Linked DNA regions of Homo sapiens: region 2 is linked to region 1. A link is a loop called in an ENCODE intact Hi-C map of the cell type or tissue named here. Cell type or tissue: PC-9. All regions are shown on one strand. Links, peaks and the distances in the headings refer to the core of each region. The heading gives the core; the rest is flanking DNA.

Region 1 (5,381 bases), core at 167-5,166:
CAAAGAATTTAGATGGCCGTACTCCATTCTCTTCCAGCATTCATAGTTTCTGTCAAGAGTCCAACACGATTCTGATTCATGTGCCTTTGTAGGTGGCCTGTTATTTTCTTCTCTTTATGACCAATGTTCTGAAATGCCATGATGATGTCCTTTGGCGAGGATCCTCTTTTCTCCACATTCATCCTTCATCTATGTGCTTGGGGTGGGGGAGGGGGGAGCCTTTAATCTGAATATTCATGTCCTGGAATTATGGTGATTTTTGTATTTGTATTATTTCTTTGATTATTTCCTTTCGTCAGTTTTTTGTTCTCCTTTTAGAAAACACTTGTTAGTTAGATATTAGGTCTTTTGGGTTTATTATTCAAGGATCTTATTACTTTCTTTATATTTTGTTTCTCTTTTTATTATATTTTCTGAAAATTTTTCTCTACTTGTCTTCCAGCCTTTCTGTTGAATTCTTATTTTGGACTTATTTTAATTTTCCAAGCTCTTCCTTGTTTTCCAGCTGTTCCTTTTTCATAATATCCTGATCTTGCTTTATTGATACAGCATCTTCTTTTCTCATATTCCTCTGAGGATATTAATCGAAGGGTTTGGTTTTTGTTGCTGTTTTCTTTTGTTCCTTGTGTTATCTCTTTCCTTTAGAATTCTTTCCCCTCCCTGCTTTGTTGTTGGACCTTTCCCCCAAACGTTGGCATCTTTGATTGTCAAGGATAATTGGAAGCTCTGGAGCAGGGTTGGTATTTATCTACTGGTAGGCTCTTTTGTTGTTGTTTTGGCATGTGATTGGGTATGGCACCATCTATTTTATCTTGGAATTCCACTCCACAAAAACACACACAAATATCGGTTTGTAGAGGTTCTTTCCACAACCTGTCAGTGTCTTCAGAAGGGAATCATCCAATATCCGCAGGAAGTGGAGTAAGCTCACATGCCTGGCTGATAATTTCTGAGGTTAGGCATAGGAAAGGGCTGGACAGCTTCCCACTCCTGTGCAGATTTCCATACAATCCCATTTTCAGACCAGCCCCCTTCCCTGCCTTCCAATGGGCCTGCTGTCTCTGAATCCGGAGCCTTTCCTTCCGTTCACCTTCTCCAGAGAATAAAACTTTGCTTTTCTGGGGGAAAGGGAGGTGGGATGGAGTGTTTGTGGTAAGGAGGAGACTGGGGAAAGGGCTGCATTTTTTGTGCCGTATTTGTGCCTCAAGGTTCTGCACCTCTCAAGGATTCAGCAGTGCTGATATAACAGGCATCCTTCTTGTCTTGTGGGTGGCCCTCATTGCAGACACTTTCTGTGTCGCATCCCTCACTCCATAAATTAGTCATCCCTCTCCCAGCCGTTTCCGTACTCTCATGTCTCCTCTCCAATTCTCCTTGTCCTTGTGTGTTCACACTAGTACACATCCCTTTACTCTCGTTTCAGTGGGGGTGTGGAGAGATGCAATGAGTTTCTGCCCTCATTTAAACCAAAATAATCACCTACTTAATGAAAACACGAAGCAAGACCAGGCCCAAACCAGAACCTTGACATGTGTCCTTGGTTAACCGAGTCCACAGCATCAGGAGGCAGCAAAGTCTCGCAAGTCAGCCAGCAGTATCTGGACTCACAGGGTTTGCAGCCGCATCCAGGATGTCCCACTTTCTAAATGGTAGTCGTGGACAAGTTGCTTAACTTCTGTGTCTCAGTTTCCTCATCTGTAAAATGGAGATAATTATAGTGCCTCCATCAGGGGGTCGCCGTGAGGTGTTCAGTTAGATAATCTGGTGCCCATCACAGCACCTGGCATACATACAAGACTGTTTATTATTGTTAATCTTATTATTATCCATTGGGAAGTGTCTCTGGTTAGCCCTACATTTTGCTTTTCTTCTCTAGGTTGTTCTTTGTCCACCACACAGCCCTTCTCTTTATCTCATAATAATGCAAACATTTGAACACCCTTTGGTATAAAGCAGATGCTAATTACCATGTTCCCAACACAGTGCTGGGTTCTTTGAAGGATGAAAAGTGTAGCCCATCATCTCAGTATGCAACAGGCTTACAGCCTGGATGGGGATATAAGAATAATGATGCTGGTCGGGCGCGGTGGCTCATGTCTGTGATCCCAGCACTGTGGGAGGCCAAGGCGGGCGGATCACCTGAGGTCGGGAGGTCAAGACCGGCCTGGCCAACATGGTGAAGCCCTGTCTCTACTAAAAATACAAAAATTAGCCGGGTGTGGTGGCGCATGCCTGTGGTCCCGGCTACTTGGGAGGCTGAGGCAGGGGAATTGCTTGAACCGGGAGGCAGAGGTTGCAGTGAGCCAAGATCATGCCATTGCACTCCAGCCTGGGCGACAGAGAGGGACTCTGTCTCAAAAAAAAAAAAAAAAAAAAAGTAATGACACCAATGCCACTGTCCTGGGTTACAGCCAACAACAGCAATAATCTGGAAACTTCTATGCAGCAGATGCTATACTAAGTATTAATACTTCCCACGCATTCACTCACTGAATTCCTCACAGCCACCCTGGTGGCAGCATTAATATTATTCCAGCTTTGCAGATGAGGGAACTGATTCAAAGAGGTAAAGCAACCAGCTCAAGGTCACATGGTTAATACAAGGTGGGGCCACGATGCAAAGCCAGCACAGTGACTCCAGAATCCATTCTCTTAACCCTTGGGCTAAACAGTACGTTGACTAGACTCTGGGATTTGTGATCCAAAATGCAGGTCCAAACTGAGTAGAACGAGGAGCTGTTGTTTTCTCCAGATTGACCCCCAGTCTGGAGAAAACAGGAAGTCCTGGAATCACAGCCCTCAGCCCTTTCCTAACGGTGCCTTCTGTTGACAGCCTTGCCTGGGGTTCTTTCGCCCTCTGCCTGGCTGTGTCGGTCTCGGCCATGAGCAGGTTCACGGCAGCCCGCCTGGAATTCACCGAGAAGCAGCAGGCACAGAACGGCAGTCGGCACTCTCAACACAGCTTCCTGGAACCCGAGGCTTCGGAGAGCATTTGGAAAACAGGAGCTGCTCCTTGCCCTGCTGAACAAGCCTTCAGGAATGTTTCTGGACACCTCCCACCAGGCGCCCCAGGCAAGGTGTCCATATGCTAGCCAGTGTCCATGGCTGCCACATCCGCACAGGCAAACAAGCCAGGCACTGACACTCACAATGTACACCCTGCCTCTGGGTTGGACTTCAGGAGATTGTTGTCCAGGGAAAGCTTCCATCCCCACCCCTCCACATCTCACCTTTTACTAAACACCTTTGGCTTTAGCCTTTGATTCCTGTTAAAATGCCAGTACCTTGAAGTGAGATAATGCTTACTGAAGATATCAACCATTGACACTCTAGTATAAAAGAGAGCTTCTTAATGACAGTGAATTTGATAAGGATACCAAAGAAACAGGGAGGATGCCAGTACTAAGGGAAGAGAAGTTGAAGAAAGAGGAAAGCAAGTCTTTTTAACTACAAGGGAGGCAAAATGTGTTGTCCGCATAGGTTTGTTGACAGAAAAATCCAGAAAATGTTTTCTCCTAATTGACACACACAATAAAGTATGTGTGGCTATGTCATACTTTCTTTTTCATTTGAATCAAGAAGACAGAAATTTCAAAATATGTTTCCTGTTATTTTTTAAAATATTTTTTCTTGGAAATTTTGTGTTTCTACTCATAGTAAAATCAGTTTGGAAGGACAGTCGAATGATAGAAATGAAAACACAGTCAAATGGAATGACATCTTATCTTAGTTTAAGTGGAACACATGTTTGAGTTGTTCTGCTTAAATTAAATCGCCAGCCACTTTTGCTTCTAAAAATAAACATTACCAAACATGCAGGTCTTGTTGGAGGCAGTGGTGGGCTGCAGGATTCCTAATACAGTCATCTGCAATATTGTATCAATTCATCCCATGTCCAGCTACCATGTTATTCAGGCCACAGGTTGTTCCACACATAATTTGATTTTTTGAAAAAAGAAAGGGGGTGGGTGTAGTGGCTCACGCCTGTAATCCCAGCACTTTGTGAGGCCGAGGTAGACAGATCACTTGAGGTCAGGAGTTCGAGACCAGCCTGGCCAACATGGTGAAACCCTGTCTCTACTAAAAAAAAAAAAACATCAAAAATAGCCAAGCATGGTGGCACATGTCTGTAATCCCAGCTACTCAGGAGGCTGAGGCAGGGAAATCGCTTGAACCTGGGAGGTGGAGGTTGCAGTGAGCAGAGATCGCGCCATTGCACTCCAGCCTGGGCAATAGAGTGAGACCCTGTCTCAAAAAAAAGAAAAAGAAAAAGAAAAGAAAGGGACTGCAAACTCTAACAACCTTCAATATGTCCTTGCTCAGATCCATTTTAAAAATTATATTCACGTGTTTTGTAAACATATCATTTCTGGGAAAAAAATCCAATAAAAATCTGTTTATGCTGAACTGTAACACTTATACTGTCATAAAAAAAATGAAAAAAAAAATCCAGCTACCTTCGTGTTTGTGGCTCAAGGTGAGCACCTGCCTGACAAATGCTGCTTCTGTGGAATTTTGTGTTTCATTGCGCTAAGCATATATGAGAGATAGACAATGGATTCTTGCTGGAATAAGCCCAACCCAGAGAATGTCTGCTGGGGTTCCCTGGGCCATGTGCTCACCTAGAGCAGGAGAGTTTGTACCCACAAGCCTCTGCCCTTTGCAGTGTGCAGGTTCTTTCATATGGTTTTTCATCCCTATGTATTCATGTAGGCAGGTCCTGTGTGACTGTCACGATATCAGGTCAAAGTCTCATCTTACAGGGAATGAAATACACTGGAGAGAGACTTCGCTGAATTCGCTGTTGTGAAAAACACCTGTGAACACTGTGGCTGAGGATGCCAAAGAAGAAATAAACTTTTAAAAACTATTTGGACAAGTTTTTATTTTTATTTATTTATTTTCTTTATCAATTTTTATTTTAGGTTCAGAGTGGGGGTACATGTGCAGGTTTGTTACATGGGTAAAGAAATAAATTTTTTGCTGGGCGTGGTGGCTCACACCTGTAGTCGCAGCACTTTGGGAGGCCCAGGCAGGTGGATCACTCGAGGTCAGGAGTTCGAGACCAGCCTGGCCAACATGGTGAAACCCCATCTCTACTAAAAATACAAAAAATCAGCCAGGTGTGGTGGCAGATGCCTGTAATTCCAGCTACTCGGGAGGCTGAGGCAGGAGAATCAGTTAAACCCCCGGGAGGCGGAGGTTGCATTGAGTCGAGATCGCGCCCCTGCACTCTAGCCTAGGCAACAAAAGGAAAACTCTGAAAAAAAAAAAAAAGAGAGGGAGAGAGGAAGGAAGGAAGGAAGGAAGGAAAGAAAGAAGGAATTTTTGGAGCCATGTGAGGGCAGCTGGCATCATCAGATGATACACTTGGCCTCTGG
Region 2 (5,381 bases), core at 204-5,203, 130 kb after region 1:
AGGTGGGAGGATCCCTTGAGCCCAGGAGTTCAAGGCTGCAGCAAGCTATGATCACACCCCTGCACTCCAGCCTGGGCAACAGAGGAAAACCCTGTCATTCATTCATTCATTCATTCATAAATACATAGATTTCAGGATTTAAAAACCTGAATCAAAGAGAAAACTTGAGTTGTAGGAAGAAATGATGAACCAAAGAAAATGGTAAACATTGGCAAAGGTAAATATTATCAACTATATAAAGCTAAAATAATAACTATTATTACTATTACAGTTGGAGGTGGAGAAGGGATTAAAATACTGGACAATAATATCTAAATCAAAAAGGTATAAGGGGATTTAATGCATACCAAGATCCTTGTGTTACATGGGAAGATTGGCTTTAGACTCGTAATTATGCAAGTTGACATTTTAGTAACCACTAAAAGAATGGAAATATAATGTATATATTATATTTACATATACATATTGACATGTACATGAAGTACATCTTCTGGATGTACTTCATCCCAGAAAAGATGAAATAAAGAAAAATTGCTCAATGTAAAAGAATCATCTTCTAAAAGAAAAAGACTGTTCAATCTAAAAATGGGGGGGGAGGGGCGGTACAAAATAGGAAAACAGGGTAAATAGCATAAGATGACATAAATAAATAAGATGACATAAATAAATCCAAATACAGGCCGGGCGCAGTGGCTCACGCCTGTAATCCCAACACTTTGGGAGGTTGAGGCGGGCAGATCACAAGGTCAAGAGATCGAGATCATCCTGGCCAACATGGTGAAACCCCGTCTCTACTAAAAATACAAAAAATTAGCTGGGTGTGGTGATGCATACTCAGGAGGCTGAGGCAGGAGAATCGCTTGAACCTGGGAGGCGGAGGTTGCAGTGAGCCGAGATCGTGCCACTGCACTCCAGCCTGGCGACAGAGGGAGACTCCGTCAAAAAATAAATAAATAAAATAGAAAAATAAATCCAAGTACATATATCTATGATTTTATATAACATAAATATAATACACTTGCCAGTTAAAGAAAACAAAGCATCAAAATAGATGACTTTCAGTTTCAGTGGAAATGCCCGTCCCACACTGGCATCCCCAACTGACTCCCATCTCCCTGAACCAACACATCACACCTCTCAAATTCCTGCCAGATTTTTCACACTCTTAATTATTCAAACGCTCCCTCTCATAGACTTCTCCCTTTTGATCTTTTCTTACTGTCACTTTCTCCCCAGGACTCTCACCCACTGTCCCCCTCTCTCTCCGTCTCTTTCAGTAACTCCCCATAGTGCACTTTAAAGTTTACAAAGCAAGATACACACATTTCCCCTGCTATTTGAGAGAGTCATAAATATTCTATGAGGTAGCGATAGAGGTCAGAGGGATTGATTGGGCAGGGGCAGAAAGGAGCCCACTGGGGTGATGGGGAGGCTCAGGAAGCGTGGAGGTTATAGGAATGTAGCTATGAACGTAGAGAAAGCCAGCAAACCACAATCTTCAGATAGGTAGACGTTATTGTATGTGTGGCATGCCTTCCCAACAAGGTTAAAAATATTTTTTGATTTGAAAAAATCCCATGAGATAGTCAGGGAAGTGTCAATTTCCATGTCACAGTTAAGGACACAGAGCCAATCACATACTGTGTCCAGGGTCAGAAACCTAGGGAGCTACTGAATCACCCTGAGGGCCGCTCCCATCCTGCCATGTGGCTTGGCGCCACCACGGCCTCCTCCCTATTCCTCATGAGGGCCCCTCCAGGCACTGTGAATCCAATCGCTTTACTAAGACTCGTTTGAAAAGAAAACAGGTAGAACACAGCCATCCCAGCTTCCGCCAGATGTTCTCTCTCATGTTATACATCCTCAGTTCTCTCAGCAGGTCCTCCTGCTTCATTTACTGTTCCTTTACTGTCCTGGTTTATATTGCCAAGACTGAAAATATACAATGGTGACTTGGGCTATGAAGTCAAACCATCGAAATCCAAATCCTGGCTCAGCCACTTACTAGCTAGTGACGTTGGGCAAGTCACTTAACCTCTCAGGGCTTCTTTATTCCCCATTAGTAAGATGAGGATAATTGTAATGTCTACTTCACAGGACGCCTGTGATTAAATCAGGCATGAATAGAAAGTTCACAGAATAGTGCCCCACACTTAGTAAGCACTACCTAGGGGTAGCTATTGCTGGAATTATTATGATCATAATTGTCATTGCCTTCTCGGAAGGCAAAGGTGTTCTTTTCTGGTCATTCTGTGTCAATGCAGGGAAAAGTCAAGGCCCAGTCATCCCAGACAGCAGGCATTACTAATCAACCAGAAACCCATGAGTCATACTGGAGTCACCTGGGAACCACAAATTGGCCTAAACAGCCTAGACAGCTGGCTCAGTTAGCATTCTATCATCCAATGACCAGGCCCCAGTGCAATTCTATCACACCTCATCTGCAGGGACGCCTCCTTCCTCTGCAACCATCTTCCTCAGGGCTGCCACTGTGCTGAGGATCGGCACGGCCAGGCCAACCCGCAGGAACCGCTGGCTCTTAGAGGGGAAGACCAAGGTGACACTCAAGAACCTGGAAAATAGGAAGGGGCAACACCCTTAAAGGACTGACATGAACTGTGAATGACATTGTTGATAATGGATCAAGGCCAGGCGCAGTGGCTCACACCTGTAATCCTAGCATTTTGGGAGGCTGAAGCAGGTGGATCACCTGCGGTCAAGAGTTCGAGACTAGCCTGGCCAGCATGGTGAAACCCCATCTCTACTAAAAGTACAAAAAAATTAGCTGAGTGTGGTGGCGGATGCCTGTAATCCCAGCTACTTGGGAGGCTGAGGCAGGAGAATCGCTTGAACCTGAGAGGCGGAGCTTGTAGTGAGCAGAGATGGCACCACTGCACTCCAGCCTGGGTGACACAGCAAGACTCCATCTCAAAAAGAAAGAAAGAAAGAAAGATAATGGATCAAGTTCAGCACATAGTTAATCTCCGCTTCCTGGTTGTGTCCCTGTACTTGGTACATTGTCACCAGGTGGCAGGGTAGAGCCAAATCTTCTAAATTACTTTTCCAGAGAATTGGGGGAAAAAGTATTTGATTAAGAATCACCATAGAGATGTCCGATCTCAAGGCTCTAGTTGTTAAATAGATAAGCTTAAACAAAAACAAACTCCAAAGTTTGAAAATTAAAGCAGTCAAGGTGTTTTTTTCAGTACAAATCAACACTACTGATGACATTCTCCTTAATGAGAGTCTCCTTTGGAAATCTCTGCTTCCCCTTCCCACCGGCATATGAAGGCCCACTCTTGCAGCTACTGTTTCTCTTGATCTGTACTCCAATAACTGCCCAAGTCACACAGGTAATTAATTAATAGAGCTGGGATTCGAACCTGGGCCGTCTGGCTCCAGAGTCAGTGGTCTTGACCACTCTGCTGTGCTGTGTCAGGCTGGGAGTCTTAGATCATCACATCTATAAGTTGACATTATCTGATGGTGTCACTGATGATAGACAGCATAAGCCATGTTATAGCATAAGCCAGTAGTTATATTTGTAGTGCAGAAGATCAGCAGCACACAATTTTAGAGCAGAAAGGGAGATTGAGTTGCCAAGCAAGGCCCTCTGAAGATGTTATGTCTTCAGCTGCATCCTAAAGGCAGGGGATGTCAATAGGAAGAGGGTAAGAGAAATGGCACTTAAGGAGGTGGGGAACATAAAGAGGAAATACCTCTCTTCCAATGCCAGAGAAGACACCCCACATAGGAGCTCACCCACATGCCAGGACACTGACATTGGCCATTTGCCTTCCTGGTCACTGCTAAGATTTGGGCTTATTTTTATAGAACTCGGCCCATGGTGCCTGTTACCCAGCCCTACCTCCACTTTTCTTTTTTTTTCTCATCTTCCCCAAACAACCCCTTTCCTCTTTCTTTGCTCCTTAAAGAAATCTTTTTCCTGCACCTTCTCAAAGAAGAAAATAGATTTTTGAAGTTGAAGTAAAGCTGGGGAAAAAAAAGCAGGTGGCCACGGATTTTCTCTAGTTTGCCCCTGTCTCACTAAGTGAGACCAATGGGTCCGTGCCAGCTTCTGAATGGGCCACAGATCTAAGTCTGGCAATTGTGCCAAACATTCATAATTCCTTCCTCAGCTAGAGAAGGAACACAGTAACCTTTCACTCTGTCAATTTCAATAGTTGAATGTCATCCAGCTATAAGGCTGGTTTCCAGAGAAATGCTGGCTGAGAAGCAAAGGAGAGAAAATGGCAGGTGTGAGGCCAGAAGCTTCCCCGTAATGAGTAAGGATGGAAGTCAAGTTCACCGGGCAAGCCGCGACACTCACGTACCTCGTCTGGCGCAAGGGGATAGGTAGGGACACACACAGGAAAGGATCAAAGGTGTTGCTCTGTTTCAGGCAGTGGGGACAAGTCAAGGAAGATCTGTGAGGGTGAAGAACAGAGGCGAACGTTTAATCACACGTAAACAATTTGGGGGTAAAATTCAATACAGAATTATCCTTGCATTTCCACTCCCTGTGATTCCACTCGTAGGTACATACCCAGAAGAATTGAGAACAGGTGTTCAAATACTTGTACACAAGTGTTCATAGCTGCTCTATTCACAATAGTTAAGGTGGGAACAACCCAACCGTCCATCAACAGACAAATGGGTAAACAGAATATGATACGTCCACATAGTAGAGTACAACTCAGCCATAGAAAGGAATGAACCCCTGGTCCATACTACAACGTGGATGAACCTTGAAAACAGCACGCTAAGTGAAAGAAGCCAGACATGAAAGCCCACATATTGTACGATCCCGTTTATATGAAGTATCCAGAACAGGTAATGCCATAGACACAGAAAGCAAATTGGTGGTTGCCAGGAGCTGAGGGAAGGGAGGATGAGGCTGACTGCTTACTGGGTACCAGGTTTTATTTTGGGGTGATGAAATGTTTAGGAACTAGGAGGTGGTAGCTGCACAACACTGTGAATGTACATGTCACTGATTTGTACGCTTTAGAATGCTTAACTTTATGTTACAGGACTTTCACCTCCGTTTTTTTAAAAGGGAAAAGAATGTTTAGTGACACACATAAATGCACTGAGTATGGGAAGGGAAGCTATAACCCGCCCCTGCCATACAAACCCAGCATGCCAACTTCCAAGCTGAAGGGATCTCAGGACCATCTCTTCCCCTGCTTCTCAGCCTCACTGTGCCCCAGAACCACAGGAAGGCTTTTTTAAAATTCCAATGTCCAGGCCCCACTCCCAGAGATTCTGTTTCAAGGTGGGTAGAGAGGGGTCCAGACATCAAAATCTTTCTAAAATCCTGAGCTTTTAAGCTCCCCAGATGACCCTAGTGTTCTCCCATAGTAGAGAATCACTGACAC

Evidence for each region. Hi-C counts contacts between places; a loop is a spot of excess contacts. Peaks named below come from ENCODE experiments on the same cell type or tissue, not always from the same donor. Only the 100,000 strongest peaks of a DNase experiment are listed, where the experiment ranks them.
Region 2: a loop joins it to region 1, with 8 times the contacts of the local background. A loop is called at or near these places in 1 of 110 quality-filtered maps.

Annotation. Positions count from the first base shown.
Region 1 is chr17:9,800,097-9,805,477 of GRCh38, reverse strand. GSG1L2 (GSG1 like 2) reads left to right here. Exons shown (of 5, transcript NM_001310219.2): 5 at 2,834-4,870. The coding sequence ends at 3,092. Among named protein-coding and RNA genes, the nearest start is that of DHRS7C, 11 kb to the right of the region's middle. In PC-9, for the core only: no CTCF peak of the experiment used is centred there; a DNase peak (open chromatin) is centred at 3,057; H3K4me3 peaks cover 899 bases; H3K27ac peaks cover 2,150 bases.
Region 2 is chr17:9,673,937-9,679,317 of GRCh38, reverse strand. USP43 (ubiquitin specific peptidase 43) reads right to left here. Exons shown (of 15, transcript NM_153210.5): 4 at 4,335-4,427; 5 at 2,437-2,572. Among named protein-coding and RNA genes, the nearest start is that of USP43, 31 kb to the right of the region's middle. RefSeq lists enhancers at 2,160-2,660, 1,900-3,099. In PC-9, for the core only: CTCF peaks have their summits at 2,772 and 2,999 (motif pointing right); a DNase peak (open chromatin) is centred at 2,347; H3K27ac peaks cover 2,322 bases.